Regions from separate parts of the Homo sapiens genome. Here region 2 is linked to region 1. Evidence: read pairs that join two places in POLR2A ChIA-PET (ENCODE). Cell type or tissue: K562. All regions are shown on one strand. Links, peaks and the distances in the headings refer to the core of each region. The heading gives the core; the rest is flanking DNA.

Evidence for each region. ChIA-PET counts read pairs that join two places held together with the same protein. Peaks named below come from ENCODE experiments on the same cell type or tissue, not always from the same donor. Only the 100,000 strongest peaks of a DNase experiment are listed, where the experiment ranks them.
Region 2: POLR2A ChIA-PET joins it to region 1 with 10 read pairs; 4 of 35 experiments call an interaction of 5 or more read pairs at or near these places.

Annotation. Positions count from the first base shown.
Region 1 is chr7:106,949,052-106,956,292 of GRCh38, reverse strand. No RefSeq gene overlaps it. Among named protein-coding and RNA genes, the nearest start is that of PIK3CG, 87 kb to the right of the region's middle. In K562, for the core only: a CTCF peak has its summit at 5,402; DNase peaks (open chromatin) are centred at 3,352, 3,722 and 4,021.
Region 2 is chr7:107,004,201-107,011,441 of GRCh38, reverse strand. No RefSeq gene overlaps it. Among named protein-coding and RNA genes, the nearest start is that of PRKAR2B, 37 kb to the left of the region's middle. RefSeq lists cis regulatory regions at 1,059-1,182, 915-1,383, 3,668-4,434. In K562, for the core only: a CTCF peak has its summit at 3,998; DNase peaks (open chromatin) are centred at 3,331, 3,911 and 4,621; H3K4me3 peaks cover 3,719 bases.

The sequences.
Region 1 (7,241 bases), core at 1,100-6,099:
GGTGATTCCTCAAACACCTAAAAACAGAAATACCATTCAACCCAGCAATCCCATTACTGGGTATATACCCAAAAGAATATAAGGTTTTCTATTATAAAGACACATGAACACATATGTTCATTGCAGCATTATTCACAATAGCAAAGACATGGAATCAACCTAAATTTAGCCCATCAATAATAGACTGGATAAAGAAAATGTGGTGCATATACACCATGGAATACTATGCAGCCATAAAAAAGAATGAGATCATGTACTTTGCAGGGATTTGGATGGAGTTGCAGGCCATTAGCCTTAACGAACTAATATAGGAACAGAAAACCAAATATTGTATATTCTCACTTATAAGTGGAAGCTAAATGATGAAAACACATGGACACAAAGAGGGGAACAACCCACAATGGGACATATTGGAGGGTGGAAGATGGGAAGAGGGAGAGGATCAGGAAAAATAACTAATGAGTACTAGGCTTAATATCTGGGTGATGAAATAATCTATACAATAAACCCCCATGACACAAGTTTACCTATGTAACAAACCTGCATGTGTACCCCTGAGCTTAAAATAAAAGTTAAAGAAAGTTGTCCAGGTGATTCTAATGTGTACAAGGTTAAGGAGCACTGAGTTGGAGTCACCTCTCACTCATCTCCAAGGAAACTTTCTGTAGGCTGTCGTACAAGAGCCAGCAAGATGCAGTCTTCTGCACATCTTGGAGAAAGCCTGTGTCTTAGTCCATTCATGCTGCTGTTGCAAAAAATCTTAGACTGGGCAATCTATAAACAGCAGAAATTTATTGTTTACAGTTCTGGAGGCTAGGAAGTCCAAAATCAAGGTGCCAGCAGATTCGGTGTCTGGTGAGGGCTTGTATTCTGCTTCCAAGATGGCACTTTCTTGCTGTGTCCTCATATGACAGAAGGGGCAAGGGAGCTCTCTTCAACCTTTTTTTTTTTTTTTTGGTGAGGGCATTAATCCCATGACCTAATCACTTGCCAAAGGCCCTAACTCCTAATACCATTACCTTGGGGGTTGGGTCTCCACATCTGAATTTTGGACCATAGTAGCCTGCTTTCAGAGTTGAGGGAATCCCTGATCTAGCAGGAGTTCATCAGAGGCATTCCCCTGCCTTTACACTGATCTGATCACTGCCAGTACCGCCTGTTTGGCTTTGTGGCCATGGGCAGCCACTTCTAGAGCAGGCTGAGTCTGTTCCTCCAGAGCAGTAGTCTGTACTAATACTTGTCTAGGTTGGAAGGCATGAGAGGGAAGCCAGCAGAAACCACAGCAAGGCAATGTGGGCAGGGTAACTAGTCATAGAAAGTGGGCTAAGGCTTCAGGACTATCTCCTATCAGCTCTAGTATTTGATTATTTGTGAGGTCCATATTTCTTCTTCTTTTTTTGGAGACAGAATCTCACTCTGTCACCCAAACTGGAGTTCAGTGGTGAGATCTCGGCTCACTGCAATCTCCACCTCTTAGGTTCAAGCAATTCTCAGCCTCCCAAGTAAATGGGACTACAGGCGCGTGCCACCACGCCTGGCTAATTTTTGTATTTTTAGTAGAGACAGGGTTTCACTTGTTGGCTAAGCTGGTCTCGAACTCCTGACCTCAAGTGATCCACCTGTCTTGGCCTCCTAAAATGCTGGAATTACAGGTATGAGCCACCGCGCCTGGACTGTGAGTTCCATATTTCTAATCTCAACAACTTTCCTAAATGATTGTTATGAGGTTCCAATAAAACAATGTATTCATGAAAGGGCATTGTAAATTGTGAAGTTCAACAGAAATATTCATTATATTATTATGGAGTGGCCTCAAGTCCCTCTTTTCTTTTGAGTGCTTAGACATCTCCCCGGTAGATTGGAACCCATCTCTGTCCCAGGAGTTTGGGGTCTCAAACAACAAAGGGTCAGGAGCAAACCTGTAGATTAGTAAATCTCTTTGTAAACATATTTACAAAATATGATGCTGCCAAACTGGATGGTGAGGACAGAGTGAAACGTTTTTTTCCAACAAAAGGGATAAAAGGATAGAAAACAAAGTGAGCCCTGCATGGCTGAATTCATTGGAATCCTGAGCTCCTGTGAGGGCTTGAAACTCTCTTACTTTTTTTTTAGACAGTCTCGGTTTGTCACCCTGGCTGGAGTGCAGTGGTGTGATCTCTGCTCACTGCAACCTCTGCCTCCCAGGTTCAAGCAATTTTCCTGCCTCTTCCTCCTGAGTAGCTGGGATTACAGGCACCCGCCACTATGCCCGGCTAATTTTTGTCTTGTTTTTTTTTTTTTTTTTTTTTTTTTTGAGACGGAGTTTCGCTCTTGTTGTCCAGGCTGGAGTGCAATGGTGTGATCTCAGCTCACCGCAACCCCCACCTCTCGGATTCAAGTGATACTCCTGCCTCAGCCTCCTGGGTAGCTGGGATTACAGGCATGCGCCACCACGCCTGGCTAATTTTTTGTATTTTTAATAGAGACAGGGTTTCTCCATGTTGGTCAGGCTGGTCTTGAACTCCCCACCTCAGGTGATTCACCCACCTTGGCCTCCCAAAGTACTGGGATTATAGGCGTGAGCCACTGCGTCTGGCCGTCTTTTTTTTTTGAGTAGAGACAGGGTTTCACCATGTTGGCCAGGTTGGTCTCGAACTTCTGATCTCAAGTGATCTGCCTGCCTTGTCCTCCCAAAGTGCTGGGATTACAGGTGTGAGCCACCGCACCCAGCCTGGAAACTCTCTTTCTGAGAGAAAGCTGAGGCCAATGCAAGGACAGGTCAGTGCACTGGAGCCCATGGGAGGCCAGGGACAAGGGAGAGCCTTCCCAGGATGGGGCTAGGTGAAATGGGGATGCCAAGGGGCTGCAACTTGAGTGGGTAGAGAGAGAATGCAGACAGGACACAACAACCTAGCTGCTTTTGCTCCCCTAAGGGAGCTCCCTGAGAGTCCCCAAAAGTTCTCTAAGGACCTGATGTGCTTGTCTATACCATCACAGAAAAATCCCCACTCCCCCTACTCCCATCCTTACCATCCTTGCTGAGGCCAGCACATTTCTCCCATACTGGCAGGAGGAAGGAGGGGCATCTTCTCCTTGTACTCAAAGGTAGAGGCGGGTGGAGTGTGCAGCAGATCCTGCAGCAGGCCCGTTTTTCACGAGAAATGCCATTTATGGGGAAGCAGGGAGATGAGGAATCTGAGCAGGAGGAAGTGGGTGGAGAGTGCAGGAGTCTAGAGGATTTGTATTTTGCTGTTGCTGGGCAGGGCTCTGAGAAAAGGGAAGAAAGGAGAGAAAAGCACAGCCCTGGTCATCATTCTGGTCACTGTCACCACGGCCACAGCTGGGCCATGGCTCAAGCTCAGCAGGAAGAAAGTGGTGTGTTGCTCATGTGACCAGAGCTGAGGTCTCCAGACAAGCTCTTATCAAACCTCACAAAACTGCTCCAGGAGGAGGGGATATGGGCTTTGTGAAAATACCTAGATAAATTCCCAATTATTCGTGTGCCTCTTTCCCACTTTAAGAAATACTTTACCTTTTAACTGTTTGGATTCTCACAAGAAATCTGGAAGGGAAGTTGAGCCAACATGAACAATTCCATTTTATAGGGAAGAAACCTGGGGTTTGCAAAGGTGAAATGAATCATCTAAGAGTCTGGACTTGTAGGTGGTAGTGCTGTGAGTTGGACACATGCTGACTTTAAGTTGTTTGGTATTTGCTCACTTTTCATTTTTGTTTCTCTCTCCAGTGCCTTGAATTTGGTCCTACCAATTCTGCAGGTGGGCAGATCAGGTCGCCGGGCCCTCCGATCTGACATCCCTTCCTCCAGGTCTCTGAGCAAGCTCACAATGTGAGCATGTTTGTGTCTTGGCTCCACTGGCCAGAGACCAGGTTTTTGGCTAATGTGTGAACTTGAGCTCCTGCTTTTGCTCTATGCATTGTGTATATTTAATCATATTTGACGGAATTTACTTTAGCCCAAGTTCAGCCTGTTAGCCTTTTTCCTCTCACTGTCTGTTTCATTTTTACCCACACTCCATGCAAGTGATTTGTCTTCCCTTGGACTTCAAATAGACGGTTCCCTCTCACCACCCACACTGCCACAGAAGATGCTATCCTTTAAGAACCTCTCGCTCTTGCTCTTGGAAGGGGCATTTACTTTTGGGATAGACTCTTGCCTTTGGAAGAGAAGCCAAAGTTTTTTTGGCTTTTTGGCTCTTCTTCTTTAAGCTGCACATTTGTTTTACTCTTCCTTTCCCTGTCTCAGTTATTTTCCACGTTTCTTTCCTGAACTGACTTGAGACTTCCCCTGCAAAGTCAGCCTGACATTTTCCTGCTGCTCTGAGCCCTTCCGCATTTAATTATTCCAACTAAAAATCATACTAACTTTTTGTTCTTGTTAAAAAGAAAATAAACAAAAAATTAGGGACCAATATTTTAATGTGCAGTTCTCTTCTGGGTTAAAGTGACAGGCAGGGGCCCGATCATGGGATGGTTGCACATTTGCAGAGTGTGTTCTCATGCATTTGATTGTCACAACAACAACGACGACAACGATGTGAGGCTGGCAGTGTGGGAATTATCATCCCCATTTTACAGAGGTGGAAACGGGGGATCATAGGGGTTGGCTGGCTCATCAAGGGTCATCTAACTTCAATATTGGCCTTCAATTATGATTCTGAATTTTGCATAAGAAAACTTACTGTTTTGGAGTAGAGTATACAAGTTCAAATACAGAGTCTAAGTTGATATTGGGGGTGCTTAGGAGATACCAGCTTGACTTCTAACACATTATACATCTTAGTGAATTAACTCTGGCCCAAGGGCTGGCCGGTCCTCAAGACCTGAAGTCTCACAAGCTCAGTTCAGCCCTGTCTGTGTTCCAGAGGTGATCAGATATTGGTTGCTGACACATCCTATCCAAGCTCCAAGGTTGCACATTTTTTAAGATAAGTTAAGCATATTACAGTCAAATGTTCCAGTTCTAAGAGCTAGTAACTTTCTATACCTCCAATCTCGTCTATTAAGTGCTGATTTATATTTACTCTCAGAGAGCCATCTTACTTCTGTTTCTTACGGAACATCTCACTGTCACTTCCACGTACCACTTATAGGGCCAAGAGAGGTCTGTTTACTCTCAGTTAAGCTGACTTTTCCTCTTTTTGCTCCAATTATCCTATTTTGGTAATTTCATTGATATTCACAGATTCTTCATTTCTTGCGGCAGGGAAGACAGATGCTATATCTCACCTTCTGCATTGTGTTAATATAGGGTCCTTACTCATTGTTTCCATGAAAAGTCAGACTCAGGAAACTGTTATTTCCATTTTAATTTAATAACACTTTCTTTTGGGAGACTAATCTTGGAGACAGAAGGAATCTAACACAGTGATAACATTCTTACCTCAATAAACGCTTCTCTAAACCCTGCCTGAAATGTTCACTTCACTGTCGTTAGACTGCCTGTAAACCTATTCATTTCAGATTTCACTTTGAAAAAATGTGAAAACAATTGGATCAATTATTTGTCCATTAATTCAGCAAATATTTGTTGAGCACTCTCTCCATGCCAGACACTGTATTATGTATGCTTCGGGTACGCTAAGGCAAGGAGTCTTTGTTCTCTGGAAGCTTGCAGGCTTATGTGGAAACCAGAAAATGTGCAAAAAATTATACGACGGAGGATTATACGAGATAGTATGGGAATCCTTGGGTTTATGTGTGGACATTCTAATCCTCTGGCAGCAGCTGCATCTCCCAACAATTACACTTTCAAATGCTTGACACCCTCTTTCTCCCCATGGCTCCAGCTCTCCCTGGGCTCTGATATTATTTCCTCCCCTTGTCTCTTCATTCCTGACATGGTGATGGTTTCCTACCATTGCTAATCTATGGGCACACCATCTTCCTTTGTTGATTCACTTAACTCTTCCCACACCTCTGAAAGTGGTTCTTTCATTCAAGGGTCTTCATTTGAACCACCTTAGGTGAGTTCTGTTTCTGCCAGGACCGCTGTTATTGATACAGGCACCAGAACAAGAGGGATTTCTGCATATGCAGGGAGCTAAATGTAGTAAGTAGGACCCAAGTATAGGGTGTAAGGTGGAGGGAGGATAGATGAATGGTTAGGGATGGGGCTGAAAGACGCCAACTCATGAATGCTGGAGATTTTTATTCTGAAAGCTCTGATTAGCCATTGAAGGATTTTAAGCAAGAGAGAGACATCGTTAGATTTCTACTTTAGAAGGAAAGCTGGCTAGGCACGGTGGCTCACGCTTGTAATCCCAACACTTTGGGAGGCCCAGGCGGGCAGATCATGAGGTCAGGAGATCGAGACCATCCTGGCTAACATGGTGAAACTCTGTCTCCACTAAAAATACAAAAAATTAGCCAGGTGTGGTGGCGGGTGCCTGTAGTCCCAGCTACTTGGGAGGCTGAGGCAGGAGAATGGCGTGAACCCAGGAGGTGGAGCTTGCAGTGAGCCGAGATCACACCACTGCACTCCAGCCTGGGGGACAGAGCGAGACTCAGTCTCCAAAAAAAAAAAAGAAAGCTTATTGGCTACTGTGTGTAGACTGGATTGTCAAGGTGGTATGTGAGTGGTTAAGACGAGATTAGCTAGGAGGTACATAAGCACATAAGATGATTGGAGCTAAATCAGCTAATGGTAAACCTTAGAAGGTTTCTTACCTCTGTAAGCCATTGGTTCCTCCATCCTCCCTGAGGATGAAGTCGCTCAGGGAGAGGTCTAGTCAGTTTTTCTTCAGTTTCGGGGAGCTACCCAGTATCTTTCTGATACGTATGTGTGTGTTTGTGTATTTTTTTTCTTATAACCAATTTTCCAGAACTAGTTTCTTTTGTTTGCAACAAAAAATCCTGATAAAAGATTCAAGGAAGAAATGAATAGAGTCCATATGGGTTGGGTCCATTCCACAGATACTTAGGAATAAGTACAACTGACTGAACTTGGTGATAGAAAGAATGCATGTGGCCAAGTGGCCAAGGGAGAGAGGAGTCAAGAATGACTCTTGGTTTTTAGATTTGAGACTTGGTAGATGATGCACCATTCACTAAGATGAAGGATATTGGAGGAGGATCACATTTCCCACTCCCACTGTAGGGGAGGGATGAGTAACTCAGTTTTGACAAGCTGAGTTTGAAGTGCTTATGGAAATGTCCAATAGATACTCAGTTATGTGGCTCCAGAATTTAGGAAAAAGATCTGGCTGGAGATGGAAATTTGGAAAGCATCAGCTTATTAG
Region 2 (7,241 bases), core at 1,440-6,439, 55 kb before region 1:
ATTTCTTGGAAAATGTTGAATGTGTCTCGTTTTAACTTAATGAGGTCAGGGAGGAACTAATCACTAAGGGACTTTTTGTTTGTTTGTTTGTTTGTTTGAGATGGAGTCTCGCTCTGTTGCCCAGGCTGGAGTGCAGTGGCACGATCTCGGCTCACTGCAATCTCTGCCTCCCAGGTTCAAGCCATTCTCCTGCCTCAGCCTCCCGAGTAGCTGGGACTACAGGTGCCTGCCACCACGCCCGGCTAATTTTTTGTATTTTTAGTAGAGACGGGGTTTCACCGTGTTAGCCAGGATGGTCTCGATCTCCTGACCTTGTGATCCGCCCGCCTCGGCCTCCCAAAGAGCTGAGATTACAGGCGTGAGCCACCACGCCCGGCCCACTATGGGACATTTTTAAGTCAGAATATAAAGTTTCTCATGGTAGACCTCATAATGAAGTCTGTGTACCGCAACTGATCCACTATAAGATATGATGATTGTCATATAACATTCTCTACAGTGGTTTTGATTGTGTGCACTTGGAGTTGAGGTGTAAAACTGGAATGTTTGCATCCTTCATGGGACCTATTTCACAACAATGCACATTCTGCTTAATCAGATACAGTGACTCAGTCTGTAGAGGAGGGATTTGGGGGCAGGATGGCACAGAATCCTGTCTTTAATCCCCACCCAGAAGTCAGTAGCCTGTCCATCCTTATAAAAGCCTCATGGTGGACTCGGTGTGGTGCTCACGCCTGTAATCCCAGCACTTTGGGAGGCCGAGGTGGGCGGATTACTTGAGGCCAGCCTGACCAACATGGTGCAACTTTGTCACTACTAAAAATACAAAAATTAACTGGGCATCATGGCGCATGCCTGTAATCCCAGCTACTTGGGAGGTTGAGGCAGGAGAATCGCTTCAACCTGGGAGGTGGAGGTTGCAGTGAGCCAATATCATGCCACTGCACTCCAGCCTGGGCGACAAAGTGAGACTCTGTCTCAAAAAAAAAAAAAAAAAAAGCGTCATGCTGGTGACTCTTGTCTTTTTAGGGCCAACGGTATTTTTCTTCCATCTGCCCCAGATCCGGATTTTATCTCAACATGCATCCCGTGGTGTTGAAGAGTAGTTGCAGTCTGAATTTCAGAGAGACTGAGTTGTGTTTGCATTTGGAAAAGGGAGATAATGGTCAATAGGAATGGATGAGGACAAAATGAAAATGGATATGAAAGTGCTTTGAAAACACTTTATGCTTCATGTAAGTTAAAGAATTGTTTTTATTTTTATGCCTAAACCCTCCTTATTGTGAGGTATTGCGGCAAACAGGGACGCACCAGGCCTGGAGGTTTTTTGTTTTGTTTTGTTTTTCATTTGCTTCTATCGGTCTAGGGAAAAAGAACATGCTGGATCCTTCACAGATCTTCTTATGCTAATCCTCTCTGTGGAGTTCTTGGTGTTGACATTGGCTATAAAGCCAGTTGTTGATCCGCACCCCTTCTTTTGTCATAAATGAAAAGTACAATCTGGTACTGAACATTTTTATCTCCCTGTATAATCTGATGACTTGTTCTGCCAGGAAAAATTGATTGCAGCATTCATTATCAATGACTTTATTTTTCAAGTTTTTATACTTCTTTGATATCTAAAAGTAGCTAATAAAATCACCGAAGATACACTTGATGAGAATATATCAAACACTTTAGCATGCACATCCAACATTTTAAAAATCCTCTGTTAATTATTTTTTCAGTTTATAGTAATCAGGAGCTTGGCATTGAAATGATCTCTGAACTTAGAAATTGGTTCTTGAGTGAAACCTCAACTTCTTTGTGTTTAATTAGATTTCAGTTGCTCCACTTAAAAAAGGTCACCTAAATTTGGAAAAGACAACCAATTCTAATTGTGACAATCTAATGCCTGCTGAATTTTCTTAGAAAGGTTAAAGTCCTTTTTTCCATTCACTTGGTAGCATTTATCCAGGATTTTTTTTTTTTTTTTTTTTTTTTTTTTTTTTTTTTTTTTGAGATGGAGTCTCGCTCTGTCGCCCAGGCTGGAGTGCAGTGGCGCAGTCTTGGCGCAGTCTTGGCTCACTGCAAGCTCCGCCTCCTGGGTTCACGCCATTCTCCTGCCTAAGCCTCCGGAGTAGCTGGGACTACAGACGCCCGCCACCACGCTCGGCTAATTTTTTGTATTTTTAGTAGAGCCGGGGTTTCACCATGTTAGCCAGGATGGTCTCGATCTCCTGACCTCATGATCCACCCTCCTCGGCCTCCCAAAGTGTTGAGACTACCGGGATGAGCCACCGCGACCAGCCGCATTTACCCATACTTTCACCACAGCACACCAAAAAAAATCTTGAGTCCTCAAAAAAAAGGTAATTATATTTTAATGGATTAGGCTTTGATTCCTTCTCAGCGGCTTTATCAGCTTGCTGTGTGCAAATATTTCAGACTATGTGCACCTAGTTTTCTTTGTGGTAATAATAAAACTGTGTTTCCCACGGGTCTATTAGAGGTGCTGTAGATTGAATAAGAAAATGTCTATAAAGGACCAGGCGCAGTGGCTCATGCTTGTAATCCCAGCACTTTGGGAGGCCGAGGTGGGTGGATCACCTGAGGTCAGGAGTTCGAGACCAGCCTGACCAACATGGTGAAACCCAATCTCTACTAAAAATACAAAAATTAGCCAGGCATGGTGGCACACACCTGTGGTCCCAGCTACTAGGGAGGCTGAGGCAGAAGAATCACTTGAACTCAGGAGGCAGAGGTTGCAGTGAGCTGAGATCCCACCTCTGCACTCCAGCCTGGGTAAGAAAGCAAAACTCCATCTCAGAAAAAAAAAAAAAAAAAAAAAAAAGAAAGAAAATGTCTATAAAGCTCTTAGAGTGGCCGGGCACTGTGGCTTACGCCTGTAATACCAGCACTTTGGGAGGCCAAGCCAGGCGCATTACCTGAGGTCAGGAGTTCGAGACCAGCCTGGCCAACATGGTGAAACCCCGTCGCTACTAAAAATACAAAAAAATTAACCGGGCCTAGTGGTGCACACCTGTAATCCCAGCTACTTGGGAGGCTGAGGCAGGAGAATCACTTGAACCGGGGAAGCGGAGCTTGCAGTGAGCCGAGATTGCACTATTGCACTCCAGCCTGGGTGACAAAAGGGAAACTCTGTCTAAAATTAAAAAAAAAAAAAGTTTTTAGAGTATCTAGAGATAGCTGGGTCATACGTGAAAGTGTGTGTTTCTAGAGAGCCAAGGTAGAATAAGATGGGTGACTCAAGGAGAGAGCTCAATAGGAGTCAAGGCAGGGGAACTTGAAAGGAGCCCTGAGAAATGTGGGCTGGAGTTGCATGGGCTTCCTGAGCTGCCATGCTTCCCGTGACAGTATAAAGCTGTCAGGCTGCATAGTATTCATAGCATTCCTTGGTTCCCATGGAAAATGGAGGCCAGTTCTAGATTATGGCTGAGAACTAGATAAAAGGTTCCAGATGTTCTGTGAACCATGTCAACTTAGTTTACATACAGATATTGAGCAAAATGAGAAAAATATTTTAGCTAAAGATTATAACCCAGAACATCTCATATGGACCATGATTCAAACACAAACTGAATTCCCTTTTTATTTTTATTTTTTTGACTCCCAACAATGTATAAGTAGCCAGGTATTTTTTTTTAAAAGCAAGTATCACCTTCATTTTTGTGGCCTTTCTCACATAGCTGCATGGAAATTTCAACTATGATGGAACTATTGCAATACTGTTTTTCCTTACTGCTGGAAGTATCACTGAATGAGTTTTGCATTACAGTAAAATAACACCCTGAGCTGTCATGTTCCCATAGTTGTCTCTGAAAGTAAAAGCTGTGATCACATCCAAGTTTAGAAGTAGGGGAAGAGGGACCGAGATAGGGAAGGCTATCGAAGCTGCCACTGTTGTAACTGCTGCTGCAGTCACACTGATAAAGACAAGGGGAAGCAGGCCAGCCTGAGATTCTGGGCCTTAAAGCCCTGGCTCTACCAGCAGGAGAGAAAAATAGCAGCTCTGAAGGATTTATCAGAAAACTTTTTTAAGAACAATGTTATGGAAGATGAACTGGTCTCGTATCTCCAGCGTTTCTGGCAAAAACAGCTTCCACTCTTACCTCAGGTAGAATGACCACACTAAGAATTTAAGACATCTCATAGGGATATCTGTCCAAAGCCTCTACGATGTGAGTCATTGTCAGAATTTTTAGGAAAAGACAGTTGACTGAATAATGAACTTTCAGGAAGGCATTTACTAACCTTCAGTTATGGGGGACTTGCAGAAAATGACCTTTTATCTCCACATCTAGCTAACACACTAATTCCTTTGAAGGACTCATTATAGAATGCTTTTCTGTTCACGGTGAGGACATTTTCAGGGCTGAGGGACCTAGCTACAACACATGGCTCAAGAGAAGCTAGCTAGTGATTTTTCCCTCTTATGTTTTCTCCTTACTCAATAGTCCTTATTCTCTTTTTTAAACTGTTGTCAAGAAATAATTTAATCAACTCGTTTCTCCAAAGAAGCAGAAAAAGCAAATAACGAAAAAGGTTCCATGTGTTTTCTTTCTCAGGGGTATTTTCATTAGGGAACTAAGGAATGAAACACTGCATACAGAATTGCAAGCATCAGCTAGCCCAGTGGGGAGGTATTTGGGCAGCAAGCCAAACGTCGCCCATTCTACATAATTGTCCCTCTCCTTTTTATTTTTTATTTTTATTTATTTATTTTTTGAGGCGGAGTCTCACTCTGTCGCCCAGGCTTGGCTCACTGCAAGCTCCGCCTCCCAGGTTCACGCCATTCTCCTGCCTCAGCCTCCCGAGTAGCTGGGACTGCAGGCACCAGCCACCATGCCCGGCTAATTTTTTTAAAAAATATTTTTAGTAGAGATGGGGTTTCACCGCGTTAGCCAGGATGGTCTCGATCTCCTGACCTCGTGATCCACCCACCTCAGCCTCCCAAAGTGCTGGGATTACAGGCGTGAGCCACCGCGCCCGGCCGTCCCTCTCCCTCATAACATGGTAGACCTGAAGGGTTCCTGCTAACACGGTAGACATCTCTCTTACAGCCACTTCAGAAATCACAGCTGGGGGCGGGTGCAGTGGCTAACACCTGTAATCCCAGCACTTTGGGAGGTCGAGGTGGGTGGACCTCGAGGTCAGGAGTTCAAGACCAGCCTGGCCAAGATGGTGAAACCCCATCTCCACTAAAAATACAAAAAATTAGCTGGGCGTGGTGGCAGGCGCCTGTAGTCCCAGCTACTCGGGAGGCTGAGGCAGGAGAATGGCGTGAACCCGGGAGGTGGAGCTTGCAGTGAGCTGAGATAGTGCCACTGCACTCCAGCCTGGGCGACAGAGCGAGACTCCGTCTCAAAAAAAAAAAAAAAAAAAAAAAAAAGATTTGGGGCCAATGTAACTTTACAGCAATTATACAACAGTTCCCAAGCTGAAGCCTACCTTTGGACAGGGTGGAGGCATCATACCTGGGAGAGAGGTCCTTGCCAAAGAGGGTCTCTGCCTTTCCTCAGGATGATTGCTATAAAGAAAGCAAATGGGCTGGGTGCGGTGGCTTATGCCTGTAATCCCAGCACTTTGTGAGGCGGAGGTGGGTGGATCACTTGAGGTCAGGAGTTCGAGACCAGCCTGGTCAACATGGCGAAACCCCGTCTCTACTAAAAATGCAAAAATTAGCCAGGTGTGGTGGTGCATGCCTGTAGTCCCAGCTACTTGGGAGGCTGAGGCATGATAATCGCTTGAACCCGGGAGGCAGAGGTTGCAGTGACCCGAGATAGCGCCACTCTACTCCAACCTAGGGGACAGAGCAAGACTCTATCTCAAAGAAAAAGGAAAGCAAATAGAAAAATTGTATTACATAAATTACAGTAAGGAATACCAATGCAACATTAAATATGAAACTGCCCTCCTTCCATTATTTATTCGGAAAATGCAAGACTTTCTTCATAGTAATGTCCCCCCTAATTGTATATCATGGACTAATTTGTCTTACTTTGCATCCTTGTGAAGCTTGTCAACTAACATCAGAGGGAGCCCCCCAAAAGGAGTGTGCAGATTGCATGGAGTCGTTGTATCAAAATCTCTGCACACCGTTTCTCTATTTCCCTGACAAACCTAACAATCAAGGACACCTGTTCTTTCTAATGTTATAATCCTACCCCGTAACTGACACTGTGGATGCTTCAGGTTGAAAAATTAGAAGTCACATTGTTTTTGAGGGAATATGGTTTACAATAAATGCCATTACAGACATTTGAATAAAATGTTTTTGGAACGGAAAGAAGGAAATAATCAACTCTAAGGGGAAGGAAATTATATTGACAGTAACAATAATAATGGTAGCTACTATTTATTCAGCTATTCAGTTAGGCCTCAAATGTACACTAGTCCTTCATTTTGAGACAGAAATGTTCTGTTTCAAATGGGGGAGGAGAGTAGGAGACAATTCTCTGCCAATGTTGCTGTTGATTGAATAATGAACTTTCAGGAAGGCATTTATTAACCTTTTTGTCTCACCTGCTTCACCTGTATAATGCGGGTGATATTAGTGTATCACAAGTTTCATAGGAAAACTTCAAATAAAAACAAATGCATAGAAGCACTAATCTGTTTCCTGATAAATAGTAGTGAGCATCAGTAAAGGTATTGCTCTGTGTGTTGACATTGCCAATATGTCTTGGCATTGGTTATGGGTGTTGAAATACGTTACATAAGCTTTTTTGGAGGTGAATTTTGGCTTTTTGAAATACTGGCACATTTTTAGTAACTTAGAATTGAAAAGGTTCAAATACACTTTTTTTTTTAACAGATGCAGAAATAGAGGGTTAAACAGAGAAAATGACTTGCACAAGGTGATATTGCTGGAAAAAAAGTGGACCCAAAGTATGAGTTTGGATCTGTCTAATATCAAAATCCGTGTTCTTTCTACTGTCACATCGCATCTCACCAACAATGCTGTTTTTTTGTTTGTGTGTGTGTGTGTTTGTTTTTTAGACAGAGTCTCGTTCTGTTACCCAGGCTGGAGTGCAGTGGCGTGATCTTGGCTCGCTGCAACCTCCACCTCCTGGGTTCAAGCCATTCTCTTCCCTCAGCCTCCCAAGTAGCTGGGACTACAGGCGCGTGCCACCACGCCCAGCTAATTTTTTGTATTTTTAGTAGAGACAGGGTTTCACCGTGTTAGCCAGGATGGTCTTGATCTCCTGACCTCGTGATCCGCCCCCCTTGGCCTCCCA